2 separate regions of the Homo sapiens genome follow, and region 1 is linked to region 2. Evidence: chromatin contacts called from ENCODE Hi-C or POLR2A ChIA-PET data. All regions are on one chromosome and are shown on one strand. Each heading gives the region's core, a stretch centred on a gene start or an enhancer-like site at or near the end of the contact. The rest is flanking DNA. Distances are from core to core; before and after follow the strand shown. Region 1 holds the start of MGARP (mitochondria localized glutamic acid rich protein). Region 2 overlaps LOC105379412 (a long non-coding RNA gene).

Region 1 (6,923 bases), core at 1,084-3,583, 37 kb after region 2:
CAATTATCTATTATAAATCTAAATTATTTATTCATTAAAAAGTTACCCTTTTAAGGCTGGGCTCGGTGGCTCACACCTGTAATCCCAGCACTTTGGGAGGCCGAGGTAGGTGGATCACCTTAGGTTGGGAGTTCAAGACCAGCCTGACCAACATGGAGAAACCCCATCTCTACTAAAAATGCAAAATTAGCTGGGTGTGGTGGCCCGTGCCTGTAATCCCAGCTACTCCGGAGGCTGAGGCAGGAGAATCACTTGGATCCGGGAGGCGGAGGTTGTGGTGAGCCGAGATCACGCCATTGCACTCCAGCCTGAGCAACAAGAGTGAAACTCTGTCTCAAAAAAATAAAATTACCCTTTTAAAAGCAAAAAGGAGAGAACAAAATGTGATGAGACACAGTTAAAAATTTTTCCTTCAATAAAACTGAAAAAAATTATTTTTCATCAAAGTAGAAAGTATGAACAAAAGGTTAAGTAATGTCCACGACTGAAGACAAATTTGTTTCCAATCAATAATAGTTCTTAAATACATTTTAAGTGCTGCAAAAATAGTTAGATGAAAATCAGAGAAAGACCAGTACCTTTACAAGCAGCATTGCTAGATACGTATTTAAAATTTTTAAACTACTTCTATTTTGCCGCAAATTGGGAAGAAAATTATTTGGAATTTCTGCAGCTACAAAAAAAAGGTGCGCGTGTGTGTGTGTGTGTTTGTGTGTGCGTGCACGCGCGCATGATGTCGGTGGGGAACGCAGACAGATAAAACGAAAGGCCACGGTCAGAGGACTAATCTTTCTCCCCGTTCTCAACAGAACAGTCCCGTTATCTTCCGAAGTTTAAAATAAATGGCTTCTCCCTACTTCATCAGTGTATATATATATTTAAAAGCTCTATATCATTTGGTATAAAGATCTAGAAAAATAAAGGCAATAAAGATCTAGGAAAACGAAGATGTCTTATTTCTGATACTTGAGGGATAACTTCCTTCCACCAGCATTTTACAAGAAAAATAAAGCGAGTTAGTTAGACCTCCGTCCTTCCCTCCCACCACCACCAACAGAGGCCTAATCAACGTGAAAAAAAAATCGGCCCATGGAATTCTCCGCGCACATCTTTCTCTCCTGCTGGAATCCACCCTCTGGGGTAAAATTATCTCGGAAGGCTCAGAAAGTGAGGCTAAGTGAAGAGAGCATTAAGAACCCTTCACGATATTGTCTAAGAGCCGTCCCCCAGTCGTGAGTGGAAGAGAGAGGGGTGACGGATGGGGACTAGGGAAAAGCGGCTGGGGCAGAACCGCCCTGGAGCGCAAGCCTGGTCCCAGAAGAAAAACAATCTTCCTTGCTCACACCTATTAAGCACCTACTATGTTCCCAGCACTATACGAAGCGCTTTCCTATATGTCCGTTTTTATTTAATAAGCCTCCAGTTCACACTGCAACTCCCCCTTTAGTTAATTGCTGAGTATTCTGCTTTTTCTCGCGTATCCTCAGAACCAAAGGTGTCGATATTTGGACTACAGAGCCAAGCAGTTGCAGGACGACGTGCAACCTCAAAGGAAAGTGTCCCGAAGGCCGCTTCCTTTTTGGGGGTTGTGGATCTCAGAGCCAGGCGCTCGCGGGGTTCAGGCTGCTGAGACCCTGCCAAGGGTTAGGTTTATTTACCCCACGAACATTCGCCCAGCGTCCACTGAGCGGGCCCTGCCTCACTGCCTCCCAGCGCTTGCCGGGCCCGCTCGCTGATCGGCGTCCACCTTCCCACCGTTCCTCTGCTTCCTCAGGAGATTGGAGAGCGAATGGTGCCTCTAACAATAAAAGTGGTAAGCTGCGACTTTGTCAGCCAGGCACGTTTTTAAGTGCTTTTAACCATACATTAACTCATTAAAAAGGAAAACCATCATCGCCCTCATTTTATAGATGAGGAAACAGGTTAAGCCATTTGTCCAAGATCAGGATGCGAACCCAGATAATCTGGACTCTGAGGCACCCTGGAAAAGTTCCCTACTTCCAAAGTCTGCAGGAGCTTCGGGACGTCTTCCCGGGAGTCTCCCCCAGTCTCCTCGACCTCCAATCCAGGCTTCTGCTGCTCTGGGTCGGGTTTGGCCAACTGGGTGCCGGCCGGTTCCCTGGCGCGGGCGAAATCTGCACCCGAGGCGCCCGTCCTCCTCTCCGGGCTAGACCTCCTTACTCACCGTCCTTTCCGAGCGGCGCGGGGTTGGGGGGCGCCCTCAGCGGCAGCGCCAGAGTCTTGGAGACCGCCCTGCGGAGATACATCGCGCCCGCTGTCCGCCGCGCAGCAGCCTCGGTACCCAGGCGCAGGCTGCCCTTCCACAGAGAGGCTGAGAGCCTGGCAGCGCCCCGCCCGGAGGAGGCACGTCGACCTTCATCCAGCCCCGCCTCCGCGGCCCCCGGGAGGTGGGGAGACCTTTGTAGTCCTCACCATCCTCCCCTAACCCATCTCCAGCTCTGTTGCTATCCCTGAGGTCTCTAGAGCTGACCGCGGCATCTCAGAAAAGGGATGGGGAACCTACAAGTCGCCGTCGCCTGCCTGGCTCATTCTGTACCACTGAATGTAACTCCTCACAGCAAGCTGGAAATGTTTTGGGAATTGGACGAGATTAAGACAAGGACACAGTTTATCACGCTGGATGTAATCTGAAACCATTTTATCTCCTGCATTCCGTTAGCTTTCCTAGGAGAGGGAAGGATAGCTGGAAGTTTCTTAAAAATGAGAAGAGCGAAGGGGTAGCCTCAGCCTTCCATTAGCGCACTGGGTGATGCTCAGAATCGTAAGAAAATCTGCAGACAATGGTTGAATTTCTAGACAGCTCACTGTTAAAACGACTTTAAAATATCAAAAACACTGTATATTCCTCTATGGGATGTGAAATTAATATTTCCACATCAGCGGCCGGGCACAGTGGCTCACGTTTATAATCCCAGCACTTTGGGAGGCCGAGGCAGGCGGATCACTTGAGGTCAGGAGTTGGAGAGCAGCCTGGGCAACATGGTGAAACCCCGTTTCTACTAAAAATACAAAAAATTAGCCGGGAGTGGTGGCGCGGGCCTGTAATCCCAGCTACTCGGGACGCTAAGGCAGGAGAATCGCTTGAACCCGGGAGGCGGAGGTCGCAGTGAGCCGAGATCATGCCACTACATTCAAGCCTGGGTGACAGAGCAAGACCCTGTCTCAAAAGCAAAACAAAACAAAACAAAAACCCCAAAAACAAAACAAAACAAACAAAACAAAAAAACACATCAACTAAAAATACTAAATTATTAGTTTTCCGTCTCATCGTGGCTACAAGAACTTGTCATGGTTTGAATATGGAAACCAATAATTTATTACGTTTATAACATTGTCTAAATGATTACTCTTTGGAAGACACCATTTCCTACTATAATAATCCCTTATGTGTGTTTGGCACTTGAAAGATTATAAAGCACTTTCACATCTATTATCTCTTTTAATTTTCACTGCAACCCTCTGAGGGAGGTGGCAATTATTCCCTTTAGCAAATGCCACCACCAGGTGGTGGGTGGGAATGTCCAGGGATTTACTGGTGGTCATGAATTAAAAAACAAAAAGGACATGAACATAATACTTCTAGCTTAAAGTTCTATTGGCATGTAACAGGCACAATATTTGTTCATTTGCTATGTAAATAGACGTTTCTCAGAAGTTATAGTCCTGAACCTAATTATAATTATATTTAACATATTCTCATAAGAAGAGTACAAGCCAATGATCAGATTGGTTTTTTGATACTCAGAAAGAGAGTTAACTAGTTTAATCACTAGGGTGACAGAGCGAGACTCAGTCTCAAAAAAAAAAAAAGTTTACAACATAGATGGGTGTGGTGGTACATGCCTGCAGTCCCAGCTACTCCAGAGGCTGAGGTGGGAGAACTGATTGAGCTCAGGAGGTCAAGACTGCAGTGAGCTGAGATCTTGCCACTGCACTCCAGCCTGGGTGACAGAGTGAGACCCTGTCTCAAAAAAAAAAAAAAAAAAAAAAAAAATCACACACAGTGGCTCACAGCACTTTGGGAGGTGGAGGCAGAAGGATTGCTCGTGCTAGGGAGTTCAAGTCCAGCCTGGCAAATATGGCAAAACCTCATCTGTTTCTTTTTCAGAAAGAAAAAAAAAAGGCACATTAGATATGAAATGTAAAAAATAAAGTAAAAAAAATAAAGGATATAAAATGTGCTCAGCTAGTTGGAGGAGGCAGTGCTAGATTCTGACTTCCAGCCTAAGGTGAAGCTCAAGGCTCTCCTGCTACACTCTGCTGCCTTTCAGTGTGGCACATGGCCGGATTCATTATATCCCACCATCTCTTATTAGATGGTACGGTCCAGTGGGAGGTTATCATGCTCTCTAGGTTGAATATGGCCATACCAGCTGGGATATAAAAGAACTGTGAGATAAATAGTTCCATTTCTCCAGATTATTTTCCTTAGTTAAAAGCTCATGCCTTTCAAGTTGAAGGGAATTTCTATCTACTCAGCTGCTCCTGTGGCTTTCCGTTTTGATGGCAAATTCTTTTCAAATCTTGATGAAACATTTTCCAAGAGAGGACATGCCCTCGAGTTGTCAAATTCACTCCAGAGCAGACTGTTTCTTCCAAACCCCAGATAAATTTAACACATCTTTGCTATGGAAGACTCTGTAAGGCTCAGCCAATAGTTTCCTAACTATTAATCATACTGTTCGTAATGCTGCCCTTGAGCACATCCTTGAAATTTTTCTTCGTTTGGTTGGAAAAACAAGAATTTAGGGTCAGAGATAACTCGGCTTACCTTAGATGACCTCCATCTAACTGTGATTATTGACAAGGATTATATTAGTCTTGAAAACATTATTATAAAGGTCCTCTACTGGCAACATTAATTATACTTTCAAGGCTTAACAGCTATATAAATAAAAGAAATTTTCAAAGTCTGAGTGGTTTCCTGGATTTCACAGAAATATCAGCTAAGTTTTTCTGAGCACTCAATTCTTAGGCTATTGCCTATATGTTTTGAGAGATAAATACTGACACACACTTAAACAATTTAGAGGAGCAACTAGGAGGATAAATTGGCAAGCAGTTAAGAAAGTCCTGATAAGCATATTTTTCATGGTTTAAACTACTTAAAGTGAAGGAGAAAAGATAATCAAGATGGTCAATTCTCAACTTTTTTTTTTTTTTTTTTGAGATGGAGTCTTGCTCTGTCGCCCAGGCTGGAGTGCAGTGGTGCGATCTCGGCTCACTGCAACCTCTGCCTCCTGGTTCAAGCGATGTTCCTGCCTCGGCATACCTAGTAACTGGGACTACAGGTGTGTGCCACCACAACTGGCTAATTTTTGTATTTTTAGTAGAGACGGGGTTTCACCACATTGGCCAGATTGGTCTCAAACTCCTGACCTTGTGATCTGCCCACCTCAGCCTCCCAAAGTGCTGGGATTACAGGCGTGAGCCACTGTGCCCAGACTGACTATTCTTGAAAGTCATTCAGTACTATCTCCATCTATTAACTATCTCTTCTGTGACAAAATAAACATCAGATTTCCTAACACTTCTGTATTATTTTCCTAAGGATACAAACTTGGATGTTATTTAAAACAATTTATTCTCTAACAGTTTTCTGGAGGATAGAAGTCTCAAATGAAGATGTTGGCAGGGCCATTTCCTCTCTGAAACCTATAGGGGATGTAAACTAAAAATAAAATCCTGAGCTCCCTGCCAACTGAATAGACCTCCTCTTGGCCAAGGGGACCCCAGAAAAATCTTAAAAACTGAGTTCCTGGCCATGATGGGATGGGAGGTCAGACAACTCTTGTTACACCCGCTCCCTTTTGCACTTTAGATACAATAACTGGCCAGCATAAATGTTAAAATAGAGATCCTAAAACTGACAGAATAGACTTTGTGGCAATAAGATACCAAATTATAAATGGAAGTTTAAGGCCATGCTAGGCAAGGGTTAAGTCACTCACTCCTACACTTAAAGAATAAACTATTTCTAACTGCCACAGGTTTTTCTTTTTCTCTAGCAGCTAAACAAGCACTGGCCTCCAGATAAGGAATATTAAAACAATTGTCGCTCATCACTAGACACTAACTGACCCCGTTCCACAAGCTATAGCTACAGCTTTGATTGGACGAGAGACTGATTTCAGTAACTTTCTCCTGATAAGACCACTGGGCTGGTGTGGTGGCTCATGCCTGTAATCCCAGCACTTTGGGAGGCCAAGGCAGGAGGATCACTTGAGCCCAAGAGTTCAAGCCCAGCCTGGGCAAGATGTTGAGATTCCATCTCTACTAAAAACAAAAAAAGAAAAGAAAATGGCTGGGTGTGGTAGCACCCACCTGTATCACTTGAGCCCAGGAGTTCAAGGATGCAATGACCTGATTGTGCCACTGCACTGCAAGGCCATGTTTCTTTGGGGAGGAAAAAAAAAAAGACCACCTACCAGGAACTGGCTCTGGCCTGTTTACAGATGCTGAACACTTGAGTCCTTCATATCCTAAAAAGATTTTTGACATATAGGGCCTAATTATAATACATTTAAATGTTAAGTCTCCACTCCAAAGCGAACATAAGTTGTATGTTACATGCATGTTTGGTCAATACACATGCATCAGGACTAATATCATTTGGCTCTGTGTTCCCACCCAAATCTCATGTTGAATTGTAATTTCCAATGTTGGGGAAGGGACCTGGTGGGAGGTGATTGGATCATGGGGGTGGGTTCCCCCCTTGCTGTTCTCATGATAGTGAGTTCTCACAAGATCTGGATGTTTGAAAGTGTGTAGAACTTTTCCCTTCGCTCACCCTCTCTCCTGCTGGCCATGTGAAGAAGTGCTTGCTTCCCCTTTGCCTTCCACCATAATTGTTAAGTTTCCTGAGTCGTCTCTGAAGCAGAAGTCTGTATAGCCTTCAAAAC
Region 2 (6,674 bases), core at 1,299-3,798:
AAGATCCAGTAGCTTGGAACCTTAGCCATGAGATAGCAATACCAGCTTGCCCCAATAGATAATCCAGTGAAGGCTGTGAACCAAAATTTCAGTTAAAGCAGTTTCCATGGCAGCTTGATTTTTAAAGACCAAACCTTCCCAGACTCCAAAGAGCACTGGGGCCAAACCCTACCAAAGTAGCGTGTCACACATTAACCAGGCTCCCAGCTTAGAACCGCAGCACAAAAGCCTGGATACATGCAATGCCATTCCACTTTCCCTTTAGACAGTAAACTCCAGATTCCAAACAATGTTTGGGCCAGACAGCATTGCAATTGCGAGAGAAAATTCTAAGGAGGATTTAGTACTAGACCTCAGAGCCTCTGCTAAGAGCATCCCCTTTGAGCAGGTTGAGGTCCACAGGACCCACGGAGCATCCTCCTGTGGGGTCCAATCTTAGAGTGTCAGATGTCTCTGACCTTGGGTGGGCACTGGTACCACGTGCAGGTTTTCCCCTCCAAGGCCTACCTCCTAGTATGAGTCTTATAATAGCCATGAACTCTAATGAGAACAGGATGCCAGGTGGGCTTTTTGTCTTTAGCCAGTTGAGTACGTAAGGGAAGAACTTAGCATAAGAAAAGAAAGTTTAAGTCCCCTGAAACACGCGCGAGTTTGCTCTGAGCTGCAGGGATCAGGGATCGCCTAGATCTCCTTCCCCCTTCTGGACAGTGCAATTATAAACAGCCGCTGAAAGACTGAAAAGAAAGAAAGGAAAAAAAAAAAGAAAGAAAAACACCCAGATTCCTTAAGCTAACTGTAAAAAGACCCTGTTCCCCTAAGCGAAACATGAGATGGCAGTTAGGCCATCCTCAACATGGAAACCCTTCAGTTTCACGAACCACGGCCAGAAATCTGCAGCTGTTTCCATGTTTAGACGCCGCCCACCAAGGGTCCCCAGTTGGAAAGGAAAAGAGAGAGCGCGCCCCTGTATGGAGCGGAAAGGAAAGGGAGTAAAATGAATCCCAAACTTTTCGGCTTACCTCTTCTTCCTGTCTGATTCGCCGAAATATTAATGGTGGAGAGTGTCCCGGTTCTTGGCTTCCTGAACAAAGAATTGGACAAAACGCACAAGCAAGGAAAGGAAGGAATGAAGGGTTTTATTGAAAACGAAAGTACGCTCCATGGTGTGGGAGCGGGCCTGAGCATAGAGTCTCAAAGTCCCTGTTGCAGAATATTTGGGAGTTGAAATACCCTCTACTTGGGTACGCCCTATGTAAATGGAGAGGATGAAGTACAGTTACAAAGTCATTTACTTGGCCTTCGCCCTATGGAGAGGATATTTCCTATCATAGCTCAAGTGTGAATCTGCCTTATGTTCCCTGCCTCCAGACCCTATTTTCCTGCCTTACCAGGGCTAATGGAAATGTACCTTAGAATAGAAGAAGACTGTTGAAAACGAAGATTTTAGTCTATTTTGGTGTCTGCTTATAAAAGTGCCTGACATGTAGAAGGCACTCAATAAATACTTGTGGAATGATGAATGAATGAGAGGATGAATGTATGAGTGGGAACCCAGCCAAGCCCTTGACCTGTGGTTTTCTCTGGGTTTCAGCATCCCAGCAGCTCTCCTGGCAGGGAGGCAGAGCCCCCGGGGGCCACAGGGCAGGGCAGGCAAGATCTGGAAGTCAGTGATCAATGAGACTAGAAGGAGTTACCCATAAAAGGAAAACTTTACACTAACTCATCTAGAAAGTCAAGAGTGAGGGTGTTCTGTCACCCCACTGATGACCAGGAGTGATTTCACTGATCCTCCTGCTCCATGTGTGCCAATCTAGAGCCATGACTCCTGTCCAAAAGAGCGACCTTTCCACATACAAATAGAGAGAGTTCTAGACAGACCATATGCTGAGTTTCAGAAACAGAAATAATCACTTTGTGTGGTCCAGAAACACAGCTGTAATCCTGCTTAGAGTTGCTTTTTCTCTTTGTTTGCTTGTGTTGTTTTTTGGGAGACAGGTGTCAGGAAATAGCCTTTATAATAATGACATTAAAAATTTTCTTCTCTTAGGGCCGGATGTGGTGGCTCATGCCTGTAATCCCAGCACTTTGGGAGGCCAGGGTGGGCAGATCACGAGGTCAGGTGCTCGAGACCGGCCTGGCCAACATAGTGAAACCCCATCTCTACTAAAAGTAACAACAATTAGCATGGTGACATGTGCCTGTAATCCCAGCTACTTGGGAGGCTGAGGCAGGAGAATCACTTGAACCCGGGAGGTGGAGGTAGCAGTGAGCCGAGATCGCGCCACTGCACTCCAGCCTGGCGACAGAGAGAGACTCTATCTCAAAAAAAAAAAAAAGGCAACTTTCCATGATTGAAAAGTAGTACAATGTAATCCAGATGGGTTAGCTGAGACTAAGAGCAGTCAATAAAATACTTTATTAATGGCATAAGAGTTGCCTCCAGGTACTGGTGTTCTGATTACATAATATCTACATTTAAAAAAAAATCTAGTTCATGTGAAAGCATGGACATGCTTTAGGCATTAGGCAGCAGTAACTGTAATAGGACCAATAAGGCAATGTACCAGTCCAAACATGTCCATACGCTGTGATTCATTGTTGTTATGTTCAAAAGGGTTAGAGCTCTAGATAGCACTGAAACTCAACCAGCAGAAACTCTCCAGTAACCAGAAACTCTAATTTTTTGTTTGTTTTTTTAGATATGGGTCTCACTGTCACCCAGGCTAGAGTGCAGTGACTCACTGCAGCCTCAAATTCTAGGCAATCCTCCAGGCAATACGAGCTTGCCCCAATAGATAATCCAATGAAGGCTGTGAACCAAAATTTCAGTTAAAGCAGTTTCCATGGCAGTTCCATGGCTTCTCAAATTGCTGGGATTACAGGTCTGAGCCACTGTGCTCAGCCATGAAACTCCAATTAAAATAGTAGGCAGGGCGCAGTGGCACATGCTTGTAATCCTAACACCTTGGGAGGCCAAGGCAGGAGGATTGTTTGGGCCCGGGAGTTCAAGACCGGCCTTTCAAACATCGCAAGACCCTGTCTCTACAAAAATTAAAATTAGCTGGGTGAGGTGGCACTCACCTTCAGTCTTGTGAGGCTAAGGGTAGGAGGATCGCTTGAGCACAGGAGAGCGAGGCTGCAGTGAGCTGTGATTGCGCCACAGCACTCAGCCTGGGCGACAGAGTGAGGCTTTGTCTCAAATAAAATAAAATAAAATAATTGTAGTAGTGTCCACAAGAATCACCTGCAGACCCCGAAGATCTTAGACTTCGAATATTCACCCTGACTGCTCCCTTTACCTAGAATCCCACTTATCTTAGATCAGTCTAAGTCCCCACCTCTCCATTTGGCTACCCCTGCTTATCCTTCAAAACTCAGGTAAGATTTTCTCCTTAGCCAGGAGCCCTCTTTGAGCATAATTCACTTCCCCACTTCTCCTATAAGCCCCCATAGCATCTTTCAAATTTCTGTGTAGTTAACACATTACATGGCATATTTTGTTTGTCTTTCCCTCTGCCCAGAAGGTAAGCTTCTCAGTCTATTCATGCACCTAGTAAAATGCAATTACTATAGTAGGCAGCTCAACAAATATACACTAAGAAATGTTATTCAGAGTCTTGAAAAGTAGTGAATTGGCCGGCTGTGATGGCTTATGCCTGTAACTCCAGCACTTTGGGAGGCTGAGGCGGGCGGATCACCTGAGGTCAGGAGTTCGAAACCAGCCTGACCAATATGGTGAAACTCCGTCTCTACTAAAAATACAAAATTAGCTGGGTGTGGTGGCAGGCGCCTGTAATCCCAGCTACTCGGGAGGCTGAGGCAGGAGAATCACTTGAACCCAGGAGGCGGAGGTTGCAGTGAGCCGAGATCGCGCCATTGCACTCCAGCCTGAGCAACAAGAGCGAAACTCCATCTCAAAAAGAAAAGAAAAGTAGTGAATTAATTTGATCAAATAAAAGTAGCTTAGATAGCTCTATCTGCAATAAGCTTTGATGCTACAAAATTTTCCAGTGATCTTTAAGAGGAAAAAACTGAGAAGCAGTGTTCACTTTTCTTTCAGTTTCTTCTTTCCAGGAGGATACTAAGAAGTAATGATGCCTCTTTTTTTATGCTTAGAAAAATCTCAGATGAGGACAATCATCTTTATTTCTATTTTCAGCACGGGTTCTTGCTGTGTGGCTGTGAAAATGACTGACAGAAATTATAACCAGGTACCGACTGCTCTGTACTTTTTCTTTCTCTTCCAGGTTCGGGATGGCACGTTCCTAATTCCCTCTTGACCACAAAATGTGAGGATCTAGCCTCAAATCTGCAACGCTTGCGTCTAAGAAAAAAATTGTTTTTAAATTTCCATTTAACAGAAATACAGATGCAGAGCCATATAATCATCGGTCTTTGATCACTCAGCAAATCACAGAACAAGGAACAAATCCTAGAGGGGATGACAGGCCAGTTTTTGACCCTATAGCCCAGCAACCTCAACACAGAACCGGAACCTTTCCCACATTAATCGCAAGGCAAGCAAGTGACAGATTTTTACTTTTTAGTTCAATCTTTTTAAATCAATTATAAAAGATGACAAATATACACCTCTCTTGGGATACTTTAGATAGGGCCTTATATAAGTATTATATGTCCTAAAATCAGGCAGATCTTTCTTTATCCCCGTCACATATTTTACATTTCTGAAAGTAAAACAGGAAATTACTTCAAGAAAATGCCTGGAAGAAAAGCAAATATTTTCAAACTATTCAGAAGAATGGAATTTTTCAAAAATTAAAAGTTGCCAAAGGGAGCCAGGCATGGTGGGTCACACCTGGAACCTCAGTGCTTTGAGAGGCAGAGACAGGATGATCACTTGAGGCCAGCAGTTTGAGACCAGCCTGGGTAACATAGTGAGACCCTATCTCTATAAAAAATTAAAAAATTAGCTGGGCCTGGTGGTGCATGTCTGCAGTCGTAGCCACTCCAAAGTCTGAGGTGGGAGGATCACTTGAGCCCAGCAGTTTGAGGCTGAAGTGAGCTATAATCACGCCACTGCACTCCAGCCTGGGCAAGAGAGCAAGATCATCTCTTAAAAAAAGGGAAAATAAAATAAAATAAACTTGCCAAAGGGGAAAAAAAGCAAGTAATGTCTAATTATTTAAAGCCCAAAGAGAGAAAAAACAGCTGTTATTCCACTATTATGCTATCATATTTGGCTGCCCCTTTCACTGGGTTATTACTATTGGTATCTGGGAATATACCCGGCCCTTCTCTGATCTCCTGTGTCCCAACAGTCCAAAGGAGGGGGATAGCCAGCTGCTTCTCCTTGTCTCATTGTCTGGCCATGGGGAATGCTTTGGCTGTCACTTGCAGCTCCTCTTCTGAGTCTGTAGCGACTGGGGAAGTGCCTAGCTGGTTTTATCTTTTCTAGATGCAGAGGATGCAACAGGGAACCAGAAACGCCTTCCTGAAAATGTCATTTGTTTGTATTTTCTGGGTCTCTTACAGAATCTCTGGGACTCATGCAGAGGCAGAAAAGGATACTCTCTATCTCCCTATGACTTTTATTAAATCCTAAGATTTTAAAATGTAGTAACTGGGACTCATTCTGATCTTAGTTGAATGAATTCTCATTACTGTGTTTCTTTTCCATGTTAAAGAAATATAATATTTGTGCTTCCTTAAAACTAAAATTACAACTGAAATCAGCATAGTGAGTGGTTCACTTAGAGTGGAAGGTTTAAAGCAATAGAGGAGTTTATATTTAATAAAATTACTCATGTGGCCCGGCGCAGTGGCTCATGCCTGTAATCCCAGCACTTTGGGAGGCCGAAGCAGGTGGATCACCTGAGGTCAGGAGTTCGAGACCAGCCTGGGCAACATGGTGAAACCCTGTGTCTCTACTAAAAATACAAAAAAATTAGCCGGGCCTAGTGGCAGGCGCCTGTAATCCCAGCTACTCAGGAGGCTGAGGCAGGAGAATCACTTGAACCCAGGAGGCAGAGGTTGCAGTGAGCTGAGATTGCGCCATTGCACTCCAGCCTGGGCGACAGAGCAAGACTCCTTCTCCAAAAAAAAAAAAAAAAAAAAAAATTACTCACAAATCTATAATTGCCTCCTCCTTCTACTTGGTTTTACATTTTCCTATATCCTGTGATTTATTGCAAGTTACTACCAATACCTTTTGAAGTCCATATGGGTAAATATTGTAAGTAAATAACTAATATATAACATTTTCTTTTTTTTTTTTTAGAGATAGGGTCTCTCTCTGTCACCCAGGCTGGAGTACAGTGGTGTGATTACAGCTTATGGCAGATTCAACCTCCTGGGCTCAAGCAATCTTCCTGCCTTAGGCTCCCAAGTAGCTGAGACCACAGGCACATTCCACCATGCCTGACTAATTTTTTTTTTTTTTTTTTTTGTAGAAACAGGATCTCACTATGTTGCCCAGGCTGGTCTCAAGCTCATGGGCTAAGTGATCCTCTTGCTTCAGCCTCCCAAAGTGCTGGGATTACATGCATGAGCCACCATGCCTGGCCTAAAACATTTTCTTAATCATCACTGTGTGCTTATGTGTTCTGGCACTGTTCTGTATGCTATGGAGAAAGGCTAATAAGATATTTTGGGTCCTTTATTTATTTATTTATTTGTTTATTTTTTATGCTGAACCCAATTGTTCGGAATATTTT

What was found. A loop is a pair of places that touch in the nucleus more often than their neighbours do. ChIA-PET counts read pairs that join two places held with the same protein, here RNA polymerase II (POLR2A). Pooled maps may share reads with other maps.
Region 1: a loop to region 2 is called in a map of ascending aorta, with 2.1 times the contacts of the local background. The contact joins the promoter of MGARP here to the enhancer-like site in region 2. A Hi-C loop is called at or near these places in 6 of 168 maps with a recorded cell type or tissue (CD4-positive, alpha-beta T cell, OCI-LY7, aorta and 3 more), 14 of 37 single-sample maps with no recorded cell type and 11 of 50 pooled maps. POLR2A ChIA-PET finds 5 or more read pairs at or near these places in 13 of 52 experiments (AG04449, AG04450, BJ and 9 more).

The regions. Positions count from the first base shown.
Region 1 is chr4:139,277,892-139,284,814 of GRCh38, forward strand. It overlaps MGARP (mitochondria localized glutamic acid rich protein), which reads right to left and starts at 2,334. Exons shown (of 4, transcript NM_032623.4): 1 at 2,186-2,334. The coding sequence starts at 2,267. RefSeq lists an enhancer at 2,089-2,298.
Region 2 is chr4:139,241,048-139,247,721 of GRCh38, forward strand. LOC105379412 (a long non-coding RNA gene) reads left to right here. Exons shown (of 4, transcript XR_007058273.1): 4 at 4,248-4,785. Among named protein-coding and RNA genes, the nearest start is that of MGARP, 36 kb to the right of the region's middle. Within about 2 kb of position 2,549, at least 8 of the 41 ENCODE cell types and tissues checked have a DNase peak (open chromatin) inside an H3K27ac peak, as active enhancers do; they include ascending aorta, where a contact is called at or near this core.